4 separate regions of the Homo sapiens genome follow, and all the other regions are linked to region 4. A link is a contact called in ENCODE Hi-C or POLR2A ChIA-PET data. All regions are on one chromosome and are shown on one strand. The core of a region is the stretch at or near the end of the contact, and the rest is flanking DNA. Distances in the headings are between cores, read along the strand shown.

Region 1 (5,022 bases), core at 1,675-4,174, 810 kb before region 4:
CCACTCTGGGATTTGCCTTTTCACTCTCTTAAGGGTATATTTGAAGAACACAAGTTCTTAATTTTAATGCAGTCCAATTTGTTAATCTTTTTTCTTTTATGGAGAGTGTTTGTTGAGTCCTGTTTCTCTGCTTATTACAAGGTTATGGACATATACTTTTATGTATTCTTTTAGATGTTTTATGTTTCATATTTAGATCTAAAATCCACTTGAAATAGATTTTTATCCATGTATGAAGTAGAGGTCAAGACTCATTTTCTCTGGATAAATATTCAATGTATTCAAAATCCATCCTGTCTCACTATAGGGCAATGTCACCTTTGTCAGAAATTGAGGGGCAATACGTGGGTGGGTCACTTGAATTTTGAAGAATGAGTAGAGCTTCAGCAGGTGGACAGGGGAGGGGAAGGTGCTCTAGGCAGGACGTACAGTGTGAGCATAGGTTTAGAGGGGCCTGAGGGTAGAGTGTAGCAGACTGGCTGGAGGGAAAAGAGGAGAAACGGTGTGGTGGAGAGGTTGGCGGGGGCAGAACACACAGGGTTAGAGGATGGGACTTTATCCTAGAGGGATGAAGGCATTTTGAGCAGGAGACCAATATAGGCAAGTTGGTGCAGGGCCAAGGGAGATAAGAGAAAGTCTCATGACAGAGGGAGGCAGGAGGGTGGGTTTGGAGAAGACTGTAAATTCAGCCAAACCTAGCCCTGACATCACCCCCAAGCAGAGATAGGGTGTGCCTGCCTCAGGAGGCAGCGGTGAGGCTGAGTGTGCCTGAGGCTCGGGAGGGTGACCTTCGGCCACAGGGTTGTGGCTTAGTCTCATGTCCACATGTCCACTCCAGTGTCCTCGAGTGAAAAAGCCTCTTTTTTTTACTGGATGGGCACCCCACCACCACCCAGTGCCCCCAGCGCTGCAGGCCCTGAAGGAGGAGGGCAGTGGGGCAGACTGGGGCAGACAGATAAGGCAAGGGTGTGTATCTGGAAAGGGGGACCTTTCTGTTCCTCCTGCCCTTGATGCCCCCACAAGGAGACCTGGCTATGCCTTGGGCCCTGAACTCTGATCTTTCTAGGCTAGCTGAGATTCAGAACTGGACAGACATGCTGGGAAGAGCAAGACCCAGTGAGGGGAGTGATTTGGCCCAGGCCATGCAGTGAGCCAGACTGACCCAGCCTAGGGGCAGGCTGAGCACAGACTCATCTGCCTTCTCAGCTTCCAAGTTTCCCCCCCTGAAACCTGCAACTAACAGGACTCCTGTCCTAGGCTGCTGTAAGGGTCAGAATACGTCAAGTGCCCTGTCCCGGAATTGGATGCAGGAGAGGGAGCTGATGATGTCGATGATCGTCATGAGAGTAACAATTATGATTACAGAAATTGCAGATGCTTATTGAGCACTTACTAGGTGCCAGGCCCTATGCTAAGCCCTCCCCACAGAGCTGTGATGTGGGTACTCAGTATTCACATTGCCATTTTACAGATGAGGAAATCGAGCCTGAATAGGTTAAGCAGCCTGTGCAGGTACCTTGACGTAGGAGGTGGCAGAGCCAGGGTTTGAAGCTTGATTTGCCTATCTCCAAGCCCCAGTTGTTCATCAGCAATAGGCTTCCCTCCTTCCACCTCTGGCTTTCAGTCCTCCCTATTCTCAGAGCTGTTGCTTGGAGTAAAACCTTAGTTTTTGGGTTGGTCCCTGGTGCCCACTCATGAGAGAGTCAAGCTGTGGAGAGGAAGGCAAGGAGCAGAGGGGCACCACCATGGGCTACTGTGTGCCAGGCACTGCCTCCATATGCCCCGTAGCAGCCGTGAGGAAGCGGCACACTGGCTGTGAGGGAGGCGGCACATGGATAGGAATTGGGATTCACCCCCAGGCCCTCCTGCTTCCAAAGGCTGACCTCATGACTGCAGTGCTATTTGTGTCCTTCCCTGAGGTCATCCTGGCATGGCAGAGCTTCTTTGATTAACCTAGCAGAAAACATCACAGAGAAGCCACACGCTTCTAGCTCTCCCCACCTGGAAGGGGACCCTGGGAGGGAGAGGATTTGGGAGGGTCACTGGGTGTACAGAATTCTGCACTGCCCCTCCCAACACCAGGTGTCAGTCTCCTGCCCCTCAGTCTCCAACCATGTGGAGTCCGAGCGGGGCCCCTGCGTCTGGTATTGCTCTCCACTGCCTAGCACAGAGCCAGGCCCAGGTTTGTCCTCAGGAAGCATCCTTTGAAGGAAGGGAAGGAGGAAGTGAAGACGGCAGGAAAGGAGATCACAGAGGAGTAGAAAGAGCAGGGCTTTGGAGTCAGGCAGACCATGGTTTCAATTCTGACTCTTCCACTGACTTGCTTTTTGATCTTGTGTAAGTTACTTAATGTCTCTAACTCCTAGTTTTCTTATTAAAAATGATACTGATCTCATAGGATTGTTGGAAGTAGAGCCTAAAGTATAAAACAACTGTCACAGTGTGTGGCATGCAGTAGATGCTCAGTTAATGATCTCTCTCTCTCCCCTATCTTTGTCATCATTATCTGTTTTGAACACCTCTAGCTTCACCTTCCTTACCTCTGCAGCGCTAAGTAAACATTGCTTTCAGGGTAACGTTGGAATTCCTTAAAATATCCATGCTCCTGCCTCATCCAACCACCTCCACTTCCTTGAATGTTCCCTGCTGGCTCTGGCTCAGCCTGGAATATCCTGTCCCATCTTTTCCCCCCTATTACCTCCTCCCAGAGCCATCCTAGTTGTCCCTGCTGCCTCTACTTCCACAGCCTCCTAGCATGGTAGCAGGTGGGTGAGAGATGGACCTGGCATCTCCAAGGCAGAGAACATGGCTTGTTGCTGTTTGGCAGCAATAGCCAACACAGGCCCTGGCGCATGGCTGCAGCTCTGTAGGTATTTGCTGAGTAAGTCTTGGGGGAAATGGTGTGAATAAGCCAGACATGATCCTGATGAGCCAAACAGGACCTGCCCGGGGCCATGACAGCAGGGCAGGCTGGGTCTTGGCAGGGGAGCAGAGAGCCTTCTAGCCAGGGCATCCGAGGCAGATTGAACCAGTGCTCACAGGGATGGGCAGGAAGTAGACTTGAGGGATAGAGAGCTTAGGGAAATGAGAGGTCCCAGTACACACACACGGAGCAGGCAGAAAAGCAGGGTGCCGGGTGGGAAGGGGAGTGAGGATGGATCCCACAGGCAGACTGGTTCCTCAGCAGAGCCCCAGGGGGCCTGGAGTTCCCCTTCTCACAAGGCATCAGTCACCACTAGCTCAGGAAGAAGCTAGGAACCCCCCTGCTCTCAACTCTCAACTCCCTGCTTTTCAGAGAAGAGAGCTGGAGGAGTAGAAGGGGTGTTTGGGGTGGTGGGTGGGGACAAAGACTACGAGTCCACCCATGTTGAAGCAGTGGTGTCAGAAATGGAGGCGAGAGGAGAAGGGACCTGGTGAGGGGGTGACAGGGCAGCACCGTGCTGAAACCCAGACCCCGGGAGCCGCCTCCCCGCCCTGGGAGAAGCTGGGCATCCAGGCAGGTGGTGGTGGGTCTCCAGCAGGCTGCAAGCGGCATGTCCTTCTGGCTTGGTCAGGCGATAGCCAAGAGTAGGAAGGTTTTCTGAGGGGGCCCTCGTGTCTCCTCTTTCCTCAGGGATTCCCTTTCTGTGAGTGTTGGCTTTGTCCTGAGAGTCCCTGCGCGGGGGTGAGCTAACCTTCTGTGCCTCAGTATTGCTTTCTGTAGAGTGGGTGCACTCCCTGCTGTGGTGTGCCGCCCTCCTGAGCCTCTGACAGAGGAGCTTCAGTCTGTGGTCGAATTCTTCCTTTGCCCCTCTCTCCTCCTGCAGTGGGGCCTCTGTTTAGGGAACGTGAATGGGCAGCTGCCTCCAGGGAACTTGCCACCTCCCCCGTCCTGCTCCAAGGTCATGCCTCTTCTGCACAGGCTCCCCACTATAGAGAGGGTTCTATGTGTTGGAACTGGTCCTGGGCGAGGTTCTGGGCTGGATTTTAGTGCTGATTCTGTTGTATGACCTTGGCCTTATCACTTCCCTTCTCTGGGCCTCACGTAACAGACAGTCACCTTGCCTGTTACCTGACGCCACTCTCCAGAATTGTCTCGTCAGTCAGAAAGAAGTAAAAAGGCCTGGGCCTTACTCCTAGGGACTGTGATGCAGTAGGTCTTAGATTGGGTCCAGACAGGCATTTTTAAGATACTCCTCAGGTGATTCTAAAGTGTACTTCTCCGTTAAGAACCAATAGTCTAGGTCGGTGTTTTTCAAACTTTAATGTGCAAATGAATCTCCTGGGATCCTATTAAAGTGCAGGTTCCGATCCAGTGGGTGTGAATTGAGGTTTACGAATGTGTATTTTATGAGGTCAGGAGATCGAGACCATCCTGGCTAACATGGTGAAACCCCGTCTCTACTAAAAATACAAAAAATTAGCCGGGCGTGGTGGCAGGTGCCTGTAGTCCCAGCTACTTGGGGGGCTGAGGCAGGAGAATGGCGTGAACCCGGGAGGCGGAGCTTGCAATGAGCTGAGATCACGCCACTGCACTCCAGCCTGGGCGACAGAGCGAGACTCCATCTCAAAAAAAACAAAAACAAAAACAAAAAAATGAGTGTGTATTTTATATAAGCTCCTGGGTGATGCTGCTGCTGGCTCTTGGGCTGCACTTTGAGGCTAAGAGTCTAGATGGTCCTGTGAAGTTCACTGGATTGTTCTTTCTTTTTTTTTTTTTGAGACAGAGTCTTGCTCTGTCACCAGGCTGGAGTGCAGTGACGTGATCTTGGCTCACTGCAACCTCCGCCTCTGGGGTTCAAGCCATTCTCCTGCCTCAGCCTCCCGAGTAGCTAGGATTACAGGCGCCCACCACCACGTCCAGCTAATTTTTGTATTTTTGGTAGAGACGGGGTTTCACCATGTTGGCCAGTATGGTCTCGATCTCCTGACCTTGTGATCTGCCCTTCTTGGCCTCCCAAAGTGCTGGGATTACAGGCGTGAGCCACCGCACCCAGCGATTGTTCTTTCATTCATTTATTCATTCAAACACTTCAGGTGGGG
Region 2 (4,711 bases), core at 1,905-4,404, 870 kb before region 4:
AAAGACTGAGGCCAAAATGGAAATTCTGATCCGGGGCCTGGGTCAGCAGGTGGAGTGTGCTGCCTCCATCATAGCTGGTGGTGCCCAGCGCTGTGCTAGCCCTGGACTTGCTTGCTCACGTGTCAACGTCTCTCACTAGAGTGCGAGGGAATTCCTTGAAGCCCGAGCCCATGTGAAGCCTCCCTGTGTTTCAGCATCGTGCGCAGGGCCTGGCACAAAGTAGCTGCTCAGAAAGTGGTTGTTGACGGAATGAGTCCGTGTCCCCTGTTTCTACAGAGGGGACACCTTTGCAGGAGTGACGGAAATGTCTCATAGTCCCCCATCTCTGTTTCACAGAATCAGGGAGTCCCAGTAAAGGGAAGTCCTACACAGGCCTGGGGAAGAAGTCCCGGCTGATGAAGACAGTGCAGACCATGAAGGGCCACGGGAACTACCAAAACTGCCCGGTTGTGAGGCCGCATGCCACGCACTCAAGCTATGGCACCTACGTCACCCTGGCCCCCAAAGTCCTGGTGTTCCCTGTCTTTGTTCAGGTGAGCCCGTGGCTGGTCTTAAAGGTTCCCTCAGGAGGAACGGAGAAAGAGGAGGGCCCTTGCCCCAGGACTCAGGGATGATGACTTATCCCAGGACTGAGGGCCCTGTTTTGGGAAAGATAAGTAGCTTTAGATGCATAGGATTCTAGGGGCTTATACTGAGGGAGCAGAGATTTCCAGGGAGATACACAGGAAAAAGTGAGGCCGGGATAGCCCAGTAAGGAAAGGGTCCTCTCCTTCCCCCACCTCGCCTCCCCTTTCTCTGGGGAAAGGGCAGGTGCACCCCAGCTGCTTGTTGCCATGTCACAGGGACTGTTTGCCAAAGCTCCCGCTCCCTGGCTCACCCAGTGGTTTTTTATTTGAAAATAACTGAGGGAGACCCTTGGGGTCTGTGCCTTATCTGCTCTCCCTGGTCTCTGCAAACAAGTTTGGCCTGTATTCACTGGTGGCCTGCGATTCACTAGATCGCTCTTATTCTCCAACGTCAAACAAAGTGCTTGAAGAAAGATAATGAAACAAACAGCAAGCTGGGCCTGAAATCCCAGCTACTTGGGAGGCTGAGATGGAAGGATCGTTTGAGGCCAGGAGTTCGAGGTTACAATGAGCTGTGATCATAACCCTGCACTCCAGCCTCTTCTTCTTCCCCCTTTTCCTCCCCATTTATCTCTCCTTCTCTTTAAAAATAACCTTTATTGGGCCAGGTGTGGTGGCTCACGCCTGTAATCCCAGCACTTTGGGAGGCCTAGGTGGTGGATCACTTGAGGTCAGGAGTTCAAGACCAGCCTGGTCAAGATAAAAACCCCATCTCTACTAAAAATACAAAAAAATTAGCTGGGTGCGGTGGCAGGCGCCTGTAATCCCAGCTATTCGGGAGGCTGAGGCAGGAGAATCGCTTGAACCTGGGGGGTGGAGGTTGCAGTGAGCCGAGATCACACCACTGCACTCCAGCCTGGGAGACAGAGTGAGACTCTGTCTCAAAAAAAAAAGAAACAAAACAAAAACCTAAAAATCTTTATTTATTCCATCACCCAGATATGATAGTGTGAACATTTCAGCATCTTTTCTGTGTGCATATGCACATTAAAAAACAGACCTTATTCTATATTTTATATCATGTTGCCTTTTTAAAAGGAAAATTGTAGCATGAACCTTTCCCACACCACTAAATGCTCTGTGTTTTACGGTGGTTGCCCACTCTTCTTTTATATGGGTATACTGTATTTATTTAACCAGTTCTGTATTCAGATACTTCTGTCTACTCTTTTGCTATTGTAAATAACCCTGTGATGAAAATCCTTGCGCATGGATTGCCTCTCTGATTATTTTCCTTGGGAGAGATTGCTGAAAGGGAAATGACTGGGTCATGGGTCATAAACATTTTAAAGGCTCTTTACACATATTGACAAATTGCTTTGCAGGAAGATTCTAATGGTTTATCGTCTTATCAGCAGCATAGACATGACTTGGCCCCACGGGCTTCATTTCTGCCTGTGCCTCTCTGGTCTCCCTGGCATCCCAGTCTGAGCCTGTCACTGTCCAGTAGGCACACTTTGTTAGGATGCAACACATCTCTGGGAGCTCACACGCCTCCCCTTAGACAGCTCTGTCAGCAGGGCCTGGCCTTAGCCTTTCTGTGGGTCTCTTCTCTTTCTTAGCATGTGACACAAAGTTCTTGGCATCTACAATGTCTAATTTTCTTTCTTTTTCTTTTTTTTTTTTTGAGATGGAGTTTCACTCTTTTTGCCCAGGCCGGAGTGCAAGGGTGCGATCTCGGCTCACTGCAACCTCCACCTCCCAGGTTCAAGCAATTCTCCTGCCTTAGCCTCCCAAGTAGCTGGGATTACAGGTGCCCACGACCATGCCTGGCTAGTTTTTTGTATTTTTAGTAGAGACGGGGTTTTACCATGTTGGCCAGGCTGGTCTCGAACTCCTGACCTCAGGTGATCCACCCGCCTCGGCCTTCCAAAGTGCTGGGATTACAGGCATGAGCCACCACATGCGGCCTGTGTCTAATTTTCATGTTCATTTTAATATTTGTATAAGAAACTACTTCTATTTAAGAGACAGTCTCTCGCTGTGTCCCCCAGGCTGGAGTGCAGTGGTATGATCACAGCTCACTGTAACCTCAAGCTCCTGGCCTCAAATGATCCTTCCACCTCAGCCTCCCAAGTAGCTGGGATTTCAGGTCCAGCTTGCTATTTGTTTCATGATCTTTCTTTAAGCACCTTGCTTGATGTCATGTACTTAGAAGCCATATTAGAAATATACAGTCATAAGGACAAGTCCTGCTGGGTAATCCAGAGCTTAGGGAGCTTCCTCTGGGCTGGGCTGGGCAAGGTGAGGGAGTAGGGTGAGAGGTTTGGGTGATAATTGACCCTTGGGGGATTGCCTGAGAAGGAGACAGTTCAAGTGTGCTATGAGTGCAGAGCAGGGACTGGCCTGGCTTTGAAGGGACTCAAGTGACCAAATCTCTTGGCATGTGGCTCTCAGGATGCCTCTTGGTCCTGTGAGGCATGAACAGGATAGATGGGGGATGGCGGGGGCTGGGAGGGCCCAGGAGCCCAGTGCAGTGGGGGGTGAGAGCTGGGGCTGAGGACTGCAGAGGGCCTAAGCCTGTGGTTAGACTTCCTGTCAATGAGTGTAGCTCTCACGGTGAGGGTTGATGGGGAAGGTGGCAGCAACAGTTCCACAGGACAGCAGCGTCTCTCTTTCTGTTTCCATCTTATGTATGAGGGGGTGTGTGGGTTCTCGGGTCGGTGGCGGGCTGACAGTCTTCTCTGGGTCAGAGGGTTCTCTGTGGCTGGCTTTGACAAGCTGCTGCTTCCTCCCCCCGGGTCCTCACCCAGCCTCTTTTTGAACTGCCCACTCAGCCTGCTTTATTTCCAGCCTCTAGATCTCTGTAATCCTGCCCGGACCCTCCTGCTGTCAGAGGAGCTGCTGCTGTATGAAGGGAGGAACAAGGCTGCCGAGGTAAGACTTTCACCTGCATTTTTTAGGGGGCTTTCTGGGTGGGCTTCATTGGCATTCTCCAGGCCCCTCACTTTGGTCTCTTCCTGAGTATCTTAGAATTGTACATTCTCAGGGTAGGGGAGACCTGAGAAGGACCCCGCCACTCTCCCTAGCAAAGGCTACCCAGCTTTTTCTTGTACATCTCCTTTCAAAAGCTGTCGAATCCTTCTTTGATGGTTAGAAAGTTTCCCCAGCCCCTAAAGACACCCCATTGTTTATCCCACCTTCCTCTCAGGAGCAGAAGAGATGGCAATTTACCCTGGCTGTGGGGAGTGACTTTGGTGGCAGGAAGAGTAAAGCTATTAGCCAAAGTGAATTTTTAGACCAGCATCAGTTTACCTGAGTTTTCTGGGCCTGTTTTAACCCAAATCCCATGTCCTCTTCTGAGAGACGAGTCTATGATTTCGCCTGGGTTGTAGCTCTGCCTGTGGGGTGCTGACATGGGACCTGTGTCACCCTTCCTGGGAGCTGGCCTGGGATGCTTTTCTCTAATTGGGAGAACTTCATTCATCTACACAACCCCAGAGCTGGTCAGTTCAGTCTCTGAGCTTAAACTACTTGGGTACAGAAGTTGGAGCCCTGGGCTCTGCCCTGGCTACCTGGGGCCATGGGGTGAGGGTAGCAGGCTCTTTGCAGATCAGGCCCCAATGTAGAGCTGCCTTGGCTGAGTCGAGTGGCAGCTTGGGGTAGTGGAAAGATCAGGAAACTTGGAGACAGGAAGTTTGTATCGAGACCCAGGTCTGCTGCTGGCTCACATGTGATTTCTTCCTTCTTCCTCAGTCTTTCCATCTGAGCAGTAGGTATGTGTGTATTTGAGGCAGTAAGGGCAGGGTCAGAGGTTGGTCTGTAAGGACGCTTTAAACCTCAGCCTTCTGGGACACTATGTGTGACTGTGGCTGAAGCAGGAGGTTGGTTTGTTTTTTAAGTAAGCAGACTGGACTGGAACTCATCTATTCCAAATGTACATTATCTTTTTCAAGGGAGTGCCCTGGGGGACTGCATGCTCCCTTCCACCGCTCGCTGTTGCCTACTGTATTTCTGGACCTCCTCTTTTCCGAACCTCCTCTTGGGAACTTTGCAAACTTTGGGAACTTAACAATCTTTGCATATCTTCTGAATTGTCTCAGTGGGAGTAAAACTTCATCTGTTGGGAGGGATTTAAGTTTTAG
Region 3 (5,312 bases), core at 330-2,829, 820 kb after region 4:
AATGAAAAACTCAGCTCTGGTACTAATCCCAGGTTGTCTGGTTTGTGAGTTAGTCCTGATCATCACCACACCATATGGCATCCTCTGGCTCTTGGTTTACTTTTCCCTCTTCCTTAAGCTGTTCATTTTCAAGTAACATGGGGAAAGTCACACCAGTCTTACTGAGTATCCCTAAAAAATGGAGGCAGAAGAATGGACTTGATGATAGAAAAATTTATTCTTGGGCACTAAGCGTGCTCAGCTGGCTATGTCTACCTCCATACCTCCCCTTTAATATTTTTCTCCTGGCCCAACAAGTATGTCCAGGGCCCTATAAAGGAAATAATCCAGCATATGTCTAATGTTGGCTCACCCAGTCCTCATCAGCTTTGAGCCATCTCACTTTGCTTCTAATATTCCTAAAGCCCCTCTTCTTCAGAGTCCCTACTCCTCTATTTTACTCAGTTTCTCTTGATTCTATATCATGGCTTCATTCTTCTCTACAGTGTTTCTAGGAATACGAAAGAGTAGGGATGTTGTCTGAAAACTCCAAGGTTGAGATATAACATACTGTTTAATAACAGAGATGCTGAAATCAAACTGGTATGAATTTACATCTTTCCCTTACTACTATTAATTCTGGACCTTAAGTAAGTTGTGTACCTTTTTCAAGTTTCCTCATCTGTAAGAAGGAGGACAATAATAATTCCTATCTTGTATGTTATTGTCAGAATTTAATGAGTTAACAAATATATGTAATATATATGTTTTATATATATATACACATTTTGGTTTAGTGTTTGGCATATAGTTAAGTACAAAATAAATATTAGCTATTGATATTAATTTTGGGGTTGGAGGTCAAGAAATAAGGCTGGAAAGTTGGGAGGCTCCATTGTGAAGAGTGACTTAATGATTAAGAAGCTGGATTTTGGGCAAGAAAAAAGAGGGGCTTTGGACAGGAGAGTGCATTCATTTTCTATTGCTGCCGCACAACATGAAACTTAGTGGTCTGAAACAACACAGACTCACAGTTCTGGAGATCAGATGTGTAACATGGTAGGCAGATTGCATTCCTCTGGTTTTGGGGAAGCCGTACCTTTCTCAGCTTCTAGAGGTTCTCCATATTCCCTGGCTGGTGGCCAAGCATATTCCGAATTCTGCTTCCGTTGCCACATCTTCGTGTCTGCCTGACTCTACTGTGTCTCTCTCACAAGAACTTTTGTCCCAGATAGTCCAGGACTATCTCCCCATCTCAAGATCCTTAATTTAATTACATTGGCAAAGTCCCTTTTGCCATGTAAAGTAACAAATTTGCAAGTTCTGGGGATTAGAATTTGGGCTTTGATGGAGGACATTTCAGCCTACCACAGAAAGTAACATGGCTGTCTGGGGATTTTCCAGGATAGCTTGTGAGATTAGAGTTAGGAAGGCCAGTTAAGATGCTGTTGTGAGAATGTGAGAATGCTGTTGTGAGAATGTTGTGGGGAATGTGAATGTAAGCATTAGGGGCAATCAGGACACTGGGGAGGAATGGCTGCTGAAGAACTAAAATCACCAAGACTTGGCTAATGAGATTAGGAGAAGGGCTTCTTTCTAGATTTCTAGCTGCAGGGACTTTCAGCTAGGGGATGGTGGTGTCAGCAGGAGCTGGCAAATACCAGGGGAGGTGACCGACACATTGACTAAGGCTTTCTGAGAAATCTTGCTTCCTGTAGCCTGCAGCCATTCGTTATAAAACACAGAGAGCAGTCTGGCCCAGAACAGAGTTTCCCACATTTCACTCATTCTTAACAACTTTTTCCAAACCTGTCTTTTTAATGTTTCAATTTCTGAATATTTTTCTTTAAATAGACTCCAGTAAAAGTAGCTTCATCCTAAACAATTAGTTTCACAAAACCACAACTCTGATATGCCTGGATATTTGGATGCACATACTATTCATACATACTCATTAAAATGGAAATGTATTTTTCCATGCACCAGCTAAAATTATTTCTCAAACCATCAGTGCTAAGCAAACCACATATATGCAAATGTCGGGGAAATGACAAAAACACAGACTGAGAGATTCAAACCTAGACTTGAGTGTATCACTTGAGTCCCTGGACTTTTATTTCCTCATATGTGAAATAAAGATAATGTCTAACTTATAATAACTTAGTTAGATAATTAGTGTATGGAAAATGCAAGGTGCCATATCTTATAACAGGAACCCAGCCTATTATATGCATTTATATTGTTGAATCTTGTGATGTTTTTTCCTTATATATTAAATAAGTCAGTCTTTTCATAAGACCTGTCAGTTAATTTTGATAAACACACTAGGGAATTCATCGTCTTTGCAGTCTAGGTGGCAAAGCAATTTTACTTACTGTTTTTTATTACCTCATGAGTCTTCTTTACTTCCAGGGTACTTCTTTACTTCCAGAGGAGGTATGGAGGTATGGAGGTAGACATAGCCAGCTGAGCACACTTAGTGACCAAGAATAAATTCTTCTATCGTCAAGTCCATTCTCCTGCCTCCACTTTTTAGGGATACTCAATAAGACTGATGTGACTTTCCCCATGTTACTTGAAAATGAACAGTTTAAGGAAGAGGGAAAAGTAAACCAAGAGCCAGAGGATCAAGTGACCACGAGGGGCTTAGGGAAGGCATTCATTCCTGTTGACTGTGCTAGGAGAACCCTGGGTCAGGAGATGCTGGACTCCTGGGGTAGAAAACCTAGTTCTTTTCAAAGATTTAAAGTAAAGTTTTGAGGTGGAAAGCCCTACTGTTTTCTGGACTATATTAGAATCATTCCTCTCCTCATGGCTGTGGATCATATTGCTTATAAAATACCAGCCTCGTGACCCATTTGAGAACATCACTGAAGGTCCACAAGATAGGAACAAATGGGTTTTAAAAAACACCCCAGGGTCTCTCCCTACTGAATCCCTACCCAGTCTAACAGAATTAGACTCAAAGCAGCATTTGCAGAAGATAGCCCTCTTTGCATGAGCTTTCCAATGATACATCTGGTTTTCCTTTTGAAAAAGGCCCTCAAACCTCATAAAACTGAAGTCCTTTGATTCAAACCACAAATTCCTTATAGCTAACCTCAGCAAAACTCCTTACACACTCTGAGTACTTAGTCCCTGTAACCCTTATTCCTCTTTTCTCTTCCATCTTCATTAAGTTAGTGGGAGCCAAGCTTACAAGGATAAATCTGATTGTTTTGTTCAATTCACTTCATATTAATAAAAATTATGGGTCATTTTTCTGCCTTAGACCTTTGCTTTAGAATAGCTACTATTTATTAAACTCTAACTATGGCCAAGTACATTACATAGCATCCCACTTAAACTTACAACAGGCTTACAAAGTAGGTGGTATTTTTCCAGTCTTTCCAATGAGGAAAGAGAAACAAGCAAACAAACAAAAGTTATTGTTTCATTGTCTTCCTGCTGCTAGATGATAGATCTAGTAATTCAAATCCAGTCGGTATAACTCCAAAGCCCTCACTTCTCAAGTTTGTCTCTCTATATAACAGATTCCTAAGAGTTAATTTTCAAATACGATTTGATATTTTAACAATTCCTCATTTGCCTCAGGCAATTGTTATCCTGATTATTGACTTCATGGTGATGACAATTATTGCTACTATGAATAACAGCTCTTATCCTCTAAGTGTTATACTGTGCATTTTATATACCTTGAATACAATAACTTCTTGAGGCAAGTATTATTATCTCCTTTTATAAATTTGTAAACTGAGATGCAAAAGGTTTGTTAACATTTCCATGATCACAGAGCACTGAATTAATGGGAACTGCAAATACTAACAAAAAGGAAAACTTTGTACATGCCAGCACTTTTGAAATATATTTTACATGGTTAACTCATTTAATCCCCACAACAACCCTGTAAGGTAGATAGCATTATCATCTGCCTTGCACAAGTGAGGAAACTGAGGCACAGAGAAATAAAATGATTATTCAAGGCCACACAAGATAATCAGTGAAAGAGCTAGAGTGTGAATCAGTATGGCCTTGGGTCTGACTCAGAGCTTGTTATCACAGCACCATGCTGCCTAACTATCTGACTGCAAAGTTCCTCTTTGCTCTGGGCAGGTACCTATGTGAGTGAACTTGAAACTCTATCACTCATTCCAATTCTTTTATTCACTGGTGATCTCACTATGTTGAAAGGACAGGATTTGATGCATGCCGTGTCAGTGGTGATCACTGTTATTGAGATAGATTTGCACCGATGTCTGGGAGTTTGGACTGAATGTTAATAACATACAAAGGTGACCTGCAATAAATACACAGCTCTGTCAGAAAGCTAGAGGTCTGCTTGGCAGAGAGAGTCATCATGGATTGTGGCAGATTCTCCTTCTGTCAAGGCTTATCTGAAGGCTAAATAAATCATGCTGGAATCTTCTGGGATGTTGGAAGAGAGGAAAAAGTGTGTATTGGATGGGGGTAGGGATGTGGAGGAGGTTCAGATGGAAATGGAATATTGATTAGAACAAAGGTGAACTTGATGTCAGCCAGTGTTCTTTTTAGAAATGAAGGGCCAGGAATGGAAGTTAAAAAAGAGAAATATTTTCTTTAATTGCAGGCATAGAAATAGAGAAATCAACATCTGAAGAAATTCTAAGTGACACACTGGGCTCTAGATAGATGTTACTCTATGTTTGATTCTCAATTTTTTTGATCTAATGTTTCTGCAACTATGAAGATGTAGCTACACTACAGCATAAAGTGAACTCCTTCACAATGAAAATTTATTTGACACATATTAATTGATAACTGACAGCTATAAATTCACATTTAGATTGACTTCAATATAAAATATTCACTTAAATTGCTGTGTAGTCACATTTCTTAACTTTCCCAACTTTTCAAGTATAAATGATGCCTGATGTTTGGCATTAGTTTTGAGGATTCCCAAGAACAGCTATCTATACCAACGTTTAAGAAGCATCTTCATAGTGCAGATTTATAGAAAGATATCCTCCAGCAATACAGAGGCTATGTGAAAAGCAGTGTGAAGGTGACAGATATTTGTCACCTATGTTATGTCAGGCACTGTGCTAAGTATTATATATGTAGCATCTCATTTAATAATAACAACTGACATGCAGAGTTGTTATTATTAATCCCCATTTTATAGACAAACATTTCCAGGACTCTGAGTTATATTGCACAAGGCTCCTTGATGTTCTCATCATGCAGCAGAATTTGAAAACCAGTCTGTCTGATTTCAAAACTTGTGTTCTTTTACCAGAACACCATACACTGCCTCTCAGAGTAAAGGAGAGATAAATCAGTGAGGACAGCTAAGT
Region 4 (5,082 bases), core at 988-3,487:
CCATGCGAGCCATGGCCCTCCTCACCACAAAGCCCCAGAACTGGCCAGTCAGCTAGTCAGTCAACAAACACACGTTAGTGCCAACTACCTGCCAACCTCAGGCTGGGACGATGCTGTGATAGAGAAGCAGGCTGGGCATCAGGAGACAGGTGCTAGTCCTGGCTGCTGTTACTCACTGTGTATAGCTGGGCTTGCATTTTCCTCACTGTAAAATAGAGAAAGTACCACCTGCTCTTGATATCGCAAGGGGATATCACCCTGCTAGGGTGGGTTGGGAGGCAGGGTATGGGACTCAAAGAGCTTTGAAGTCCCTGATTGACTCAGCTTCTAAGGGCAACAGCCTCAGAACTGTTAACCTCTCTCCTCCTCCCTGAGGTCACATTTCAAAGTACAAAGATACATACTGAGCACCCAGTGGGCGCAAATTAACTTTTTAAAAAAGCCCTATGACTTCCTACTATATACCAGGCGCTACGTAAGATGCAAAGAATATAGAAAAGAGTAAAAGTGTTCCAAGATTTTAAACGGTGGGGGGTAGTACAATACAGAAGTGTTACCAAAGGAAGCTTTAAGGTGGGCTTGAGAAACAATGAGGATTTGGGGGAGAAGACTGGGGAGGGCATTCCAGGCAGCGGGAACAGCACGGAGGCAAAGGCACGTAGGTCTGAAAGTATGGCCTGACCTTGAAGGAGAGCTATGGGCAGGTGTCCCTGCATGCCAGATAAAGGCAGAGTTGTTCCAGCCAGCCCTCGTTAGGGCAGCAGGGCTGCTCCTAAAAGGCAGTGAGTGGGGTTTGGTGAAGACTCCAGCAGTGTGAGCTGGGGAGGGCTATGGAGTTCAGGGTCCCCGCCATCCCTGGAGAAACTGGCCCCACAAGGAAGTAGCAGCCACTGCACCCTCCTTCTGCACATCTCCTTCTTACACCCAAGCCGCCACTGCCCCTGCTCTCTCAAGGGTCTAACAGACCCCTGAGGTGTCTATCTTCAGTTCCTGGGTGGGATGGACTCTTCTTCCCCACCACCCACACAGGGCTTCTCCGCCCGCTCAGTCATTCCACAGCCAGGGACCCTTCCCTTTATGGCTCAATCCCTCAGAACTGCCCAGACGCCCAGGCTCTCCTTTGCCAGCACAGCTACGCAGCCCGCACAGCCTCCCCGTGCCCTCTGCAGCCCCTTCCCATCCAGCCAGAGCTGTCCAGGGTGCCACCCTGCTTCTACCCCCACCCACACCCTGACACCTCCCAGATGAAGACACTGAGGCACAGAGACATGGCCTGCTCTCACAAGACCTCACAGCCAGGAAGCGCAGACAGAGGATTCAAAGCTGGGGTACCGCAACTCTGAAACCAAGGCTGTCAGATGTGTCAGGGAGATGGGGAAGGAAGACCACCCCCCAAATCAGTAACCAGACCTTCCAAAAAGGCTCAACCATACCCCCACCCACCTGCTGGCAGGGCACAGACTTGCTGTTCTCAAGGGGTTCCCACCAGCTGTGTGGACTCTAGTCCCACAAGGAAGCACCAGCCACTCCCTCTCTGTGTCCTCCCTGCCCCCAGCCCGCTCCAGCAGCAGAGGCCGAGGAGAAAGAGAAACGGTGCCCTGGCTGTTGCCAGCTCTGGTCTTGCCATCCTCAAGAGCTGAGCTGGGTCTGCTGGTCCTCGGACTGTCCTTGGCTCCTCTCCTTGCTCTTACGCAGCTGGCATAAGGGGCCACTCCTTCAATAGGGACCACCCCCCGGCGCCGTCGCTGCCTCCTGGCCTGCTGCCCATGCCTGCATCGTCTCTGAGACCCCTTAGCAACCAAGGACACTAACTCTCCAGGTGCAGACGACGACACCCCAGGCACAGAGATGGACCCGCCTACCCAAGTTCACAAGAGATCAGAATCAGAGCTAGGACTGGAATCTAGCATCCTGAGGCTTGACGAAATCCTCCTTAAATCCACCCTTGCCCTGGAGGCCGGGATCCCCTAAGCCAAGAGAAAAGCGGTGCAGCTCCAGCAGCTGCAACTTCCTGGCTGGGCTGGTCCGGCTGCCTGGACTGTCCCGGAGAGTCTGTGACTGGCCCGTCCAGAAGGAAAGCGGCCTCCCGGGCCCTCCTCCGTTCCAATCCCTTACCTCTCTCGGGCTCCACCACCGTCCTGCCGACCCAGTTTCAGGGGACCTGCCTGTGAATTCTTTGTTCCAAACCCAGGGAGCCCCCTGTCTCCATTGCGCCCTGGCCCACCTCCAGGCCGTTCTGCCAGCCCAAGCTGCTGCTCACAGACCAGCATCGCTCCCCACCTCTCCCCGCCCCTGCCGTGGTTGAGGCCGCCTCGCCTCGGCAGGAAGCGCCCAGCCTGATTTCCTACAAGTGTTTGTCAGAAGGAGGGGGTTTGTCTGCGTGCAGAGCAAGAGCTGGAGGAGCTTAACCCCTTGCAAGCCCTCCGCAGTCAGCGCTGCCCAGGAAAGGACTCAGGGAACAAACTCCTGACGTCCTGGGCTTGGGATCATCTCAGCCCAGGCCCTGCAGGTACAGATGGGGAGACTAAAGCACAGAGAAGGTCAGAGGCTTGGCCAAGGTCACACAGCATGCTGTAGCTCCTACCCTCTAGGCCCTCTTCAACCACGGCCTGACCTTAGCCGAGGCTCCTTCCCTCACTAGGCCTCAGGGCCCATGTGCACGGTGAGAGCTCAGACTCAACACCACTCCTGCCCTTCCAGCTCTGACTCTGCCAATGTGCAACCTGAATCTCAGGGAGACCGTGGTGATTCCTGCCATCTCAACCCACCGTCCTCACCCCGAGGTGGTCCTGCAGCCAGAGTGGGATGTTCGGGGCAGCATGGAGGTGTGAACCTGGCGGATCAGGTAAACTTTCCCTTGTTGTAAGAACCCTCCAAGGGTTCACCAGATGTTGGGAACAGATCGATCCTGATGGTCAGTCGAGCTATCTTTCCTCAAGCCCCACCATCCCATTCCTTCATTCGTAGGTACTCACTGAGCTCCTACTGTGTGGCGGGTGCTTTTAAATCACCTGGGAATATGGCAGGGCCGAAGACAGGCCAGTCCCCTGCTCTCCACTCTAGCAGAGACATGGACAATAAGCAAGCACATGTATAATTTCAAGGAGAGAGCTGTGAACAATGAGACTGGGTGACGATCCGTGTCCCAGGCCAGGTGGCACTGAAGCCTGGGGCTCACCCCAGGCCAACAGAGTCAGTCTCTGGGCATCAGACATTTTAAGTGTCCCAGGTGACTGGCCCTGGTAGAGAACACATGGGGCCAAGAGTAATGGGTTGGAGGAGAAGGGTTATAGGACGGTCAGGAAGGTCTCTATGAGGAGGTGACATTCAAATAAGGCACTGGAAGGAAGAGGGGTCAAAAGCAAGCCACAAGAAGGTTTGGGGCAGAGTGTTCTGGGAGGGCAAGTGGAAAGGCCAAGGTGGGGGAGCCAGCGGGCTTTCCCTGAGAACAGCAAGGCCTGTGTACCCGGGGCAGAGCGAGTCAAGCGGGAGAAGCAGGAGCTTCACAGAAAAGCGGGCACAGGAGCACAAGAGGCTCCCAACACTGGCCCCACCCAGGACCCAGAGACTCTGAGTCAGGAAACAAAAAGAAAGAGGAAAAAAAACAGGCCTCTGTATTGTCCAAAAAGCCCTCCAGGTAATTCTGATAAGCAGCCAGATTTGGGAACCACCCATGTAGGAGAGAAAAAAATCTCAGAGTCACTGTGGACCTGGGTTCAAATCCCAGCCCCATCTCCTGCTGGCCCTGACCTTTGAGGCTTCACGTCTCTAAGCCTCAGTTTCTTCATCTGTAAAACAGGGATAAGAAGAGTAGCCACCCCACAGGGGCTGCTATAAAGATTCAATGACATGATGCCTACCAAGGGTAGAGCGGGGGAGCCAGAACACAGTCATGTATTGAGCTATTTTATTATTGCTACTACAACTATTGCTGCTACTTAGGTATAAGTCTCTGGTCTCCTCTAAAGGCTAGATCTTAATATCTTTCCTGAAGCCTGGCACACTGTTTATGGCTGATGAATGTGTTCTGTGAATGAATGAATGAATGAATGAGTGGACGTTCCCAAGGTCAGCTTGTGAATATCTGGCGTAGCCAGGGCTAGAACCAGGAGCCCTCATCCTGGTAATCGCCCACCCCTCTATCCCCTTTCCTGCCTTTTACCCACATCTGGGTGGCAGGGCTCTCCCTGTAGCCCCCAGCCCCACATGGAGCAGAGCCAAACCCTAATGAGGCCCCTCCCTATCAGCTCTGGAGGCCATGTGTGCCATTGTGCAAGGGGCGGGCTCCCCTGACACCCTGTCACTCACTCACCCTCCCTCCCTGGTCATTAACCCAGGCAGCATTAACCCAGGTGGCTGCCATTGCTGGGCATAGCCTGTGGCCCCTGGATAACCCCAAACCCATCTCAGGGGCAGCCACCTAACACCAAGGAGAACCGCCTGCAGTGCAGTCTGTTCCATTTCCTTGCACCCCCAAGCATGACCAACCCTCCTCCCTGCCTTTGCTCATGCACTGCCCCCTCTTGGATCACTGTCCCCACCCACAGGCCAAATTCTACCAAACCGAAGCAGCATGTCTAAGACTGAGCTCCTAGTATTGCCACCCTCCAAACCCACCCCTCCTTAGTTTGGCCCATCTTTCACCCAGGTACACACTGAGAATCAACTGTGACCCTGGACACTTCCTTTTCCCTTACATCCCATAACCAATCCATCGTCAACTCCCAGTGATTTCATTTCCTAAATTTCACCAGAATCTGTCCCCGTTTCTGCATCCCCACGTGGGTCCCTGGATCGGCCTTGCCTGGAAAGCTCTAGGGTCCACTAATCTGTTCCCCACACTGCACCGATGTGGTCTTCCAAGATAAAAGTTCCAAACAAGACCCTTCCATGCTTCAGACGCACAGCTAGCTACTATGGCTCTGAGAAAGAAGATGAAACTCCACAAGCTGGCCGCTGCTGCAGCCTCTTCTCCCACCACCCTCTCTGCCCTTGCTCAGCATGCTCCTGCCATACAGGCCTCCTTGCTTTTCCTGGGACAGATGTGTCCTGCTCCTCCCCTCACCCAGTCCCACTTCTTTT

The links. A loop is a pair of places that touch in the nucleus more often than their neighbours do. ChIA-PET counts read pairs that join two places held with the same protein, here RNA polymerase II (POLR2A). Pooled maps may share reads with other maps.
Region 1: a loop to region 4 is called in a map of OCI-LY7, with 7 times the contacts of the local background. The contact joins the enhancer-like site here to the promoter of AKNA in region 4. A Hi-C loop is called at or near these places in 2 of 168 maps with a recorded cell type or tissue (OCI-LY7 and natural killer cell), 7 of 37 single-sample maps with no recorded cell type and 10 of 50 pooled maps. POLR2A ChIA-PET finds 5 or more read pairs at or near these places in 1 of 52 experiments (activated B cell).
Region 2: a loop to region 4 is called in a pooled map, with 12 times the contacts of the local background. The contact joins the enhancer-like site here to the promoter of AKNA in region 4. A Hi-C loop is called at or near these places in 11 of 37 single-sample maps with no recorded cell type and 13 of 50 pooled maps. POLR2A ChIA-PET finds 5 or more read pairs at or near these places in 5 of 52 experiments (GM10248, GM12878, T-cell and 2 more).
Region 3: a loop to region 4 is called in a map with no recorded cell type, with 6 times the contacts of the local background. The contact joins the enhancer-like site here to the promoter of AKNA in region 4. A Hi-C loop is called at or near these places in 11 of 37 single-sample maps with no recorded cell type and 8 of 50 pooled maps. POLR2A ChIA-PET finds 5 or more read pairs at or near these places in 1 of 52 experiments (activated T-cell).

What each region holds. Positions count from the first base shown.
Region 1 is chr9:113,571,652-113,576,673 of GRCh38, forward strand. All of the region lies in intron 17 of RGS3 (regulator of G protein signaling 3), which reads left to right. Among named protein-coding and RNA genes, the nearest start is that of RGS3, 110 kb to the left of the region's middle. RefSeq lists an enhancer at 2,948-2,997. Within about 2 kb of position 2,925, at least 12 of the 41 ENCODE cell types and tissues checked have a DNase peak (open chromatin) inside an H3K27ac peak, as active enhancers do; they include OCI-LY7, where a contact is called at or near this core.
Region 2 is chr9:113,514,122-113,518,832 of GRCh38, forward strand. It overlaps RGS3 (regulator of G protein signaling 3), which reads left to right. Exons shown (of 23, transcript NM_001394167.1): 13 at 337-533; 14 at 3,420-3,503. Among named protein-coding and RNA genes, the nearest start is that of RGS3, 53 kb to the left of the region's middle. RefSeq lists enhancers at 3,114-3,363, 3,524-3,653, 4,055-4,344. Within about 2 kb of position 3,155, at least 10 of the 41 ENCODE cell types and tissues checked have a DNase peak (open chromatin) inside an H3K27ac peak, as active enhancers do; they include GM12878, where a contact is called at or near this core.
Region 3 is chr9:115,205,647-115,210,958 of GRCh38, forward strand. The region is part of intron 1 of DELEC1 (deleted in esophageal cancer 1); the gene reads left to right. Among named protein-coding and RNA genes, the nearest start is that of DELEC1, 66 kb to the left of the region's middle. Within about 2 kb of position 1,580, at least 2 of the 41 ENCODE cell types and tissues checked have a DNase peak (open chromatin) inside an H3K27ac peak, as active enhancers do.
Region 4 is chr9:114,385,745-114,390,826 of GRCh38, forward strand. AKNA (AT-hook transcription factor) reads right to left here and starts at 2,238. Exons shown (of 22, transcript NM_001317950.2): 1 at 2,116-2,238. LOC124902253 (a long non-coding RNA gene) reads left to right here and starts at 2,306. Exons shown (of 3, transcript XR_007061742.1): 1 at 2,306-2,509; 2 at 2,701-2,845. RefSeq lists enhancers at 71-130, 901-1,050, 1,865-2,600, 2,071-2,200, 2,241-2,530.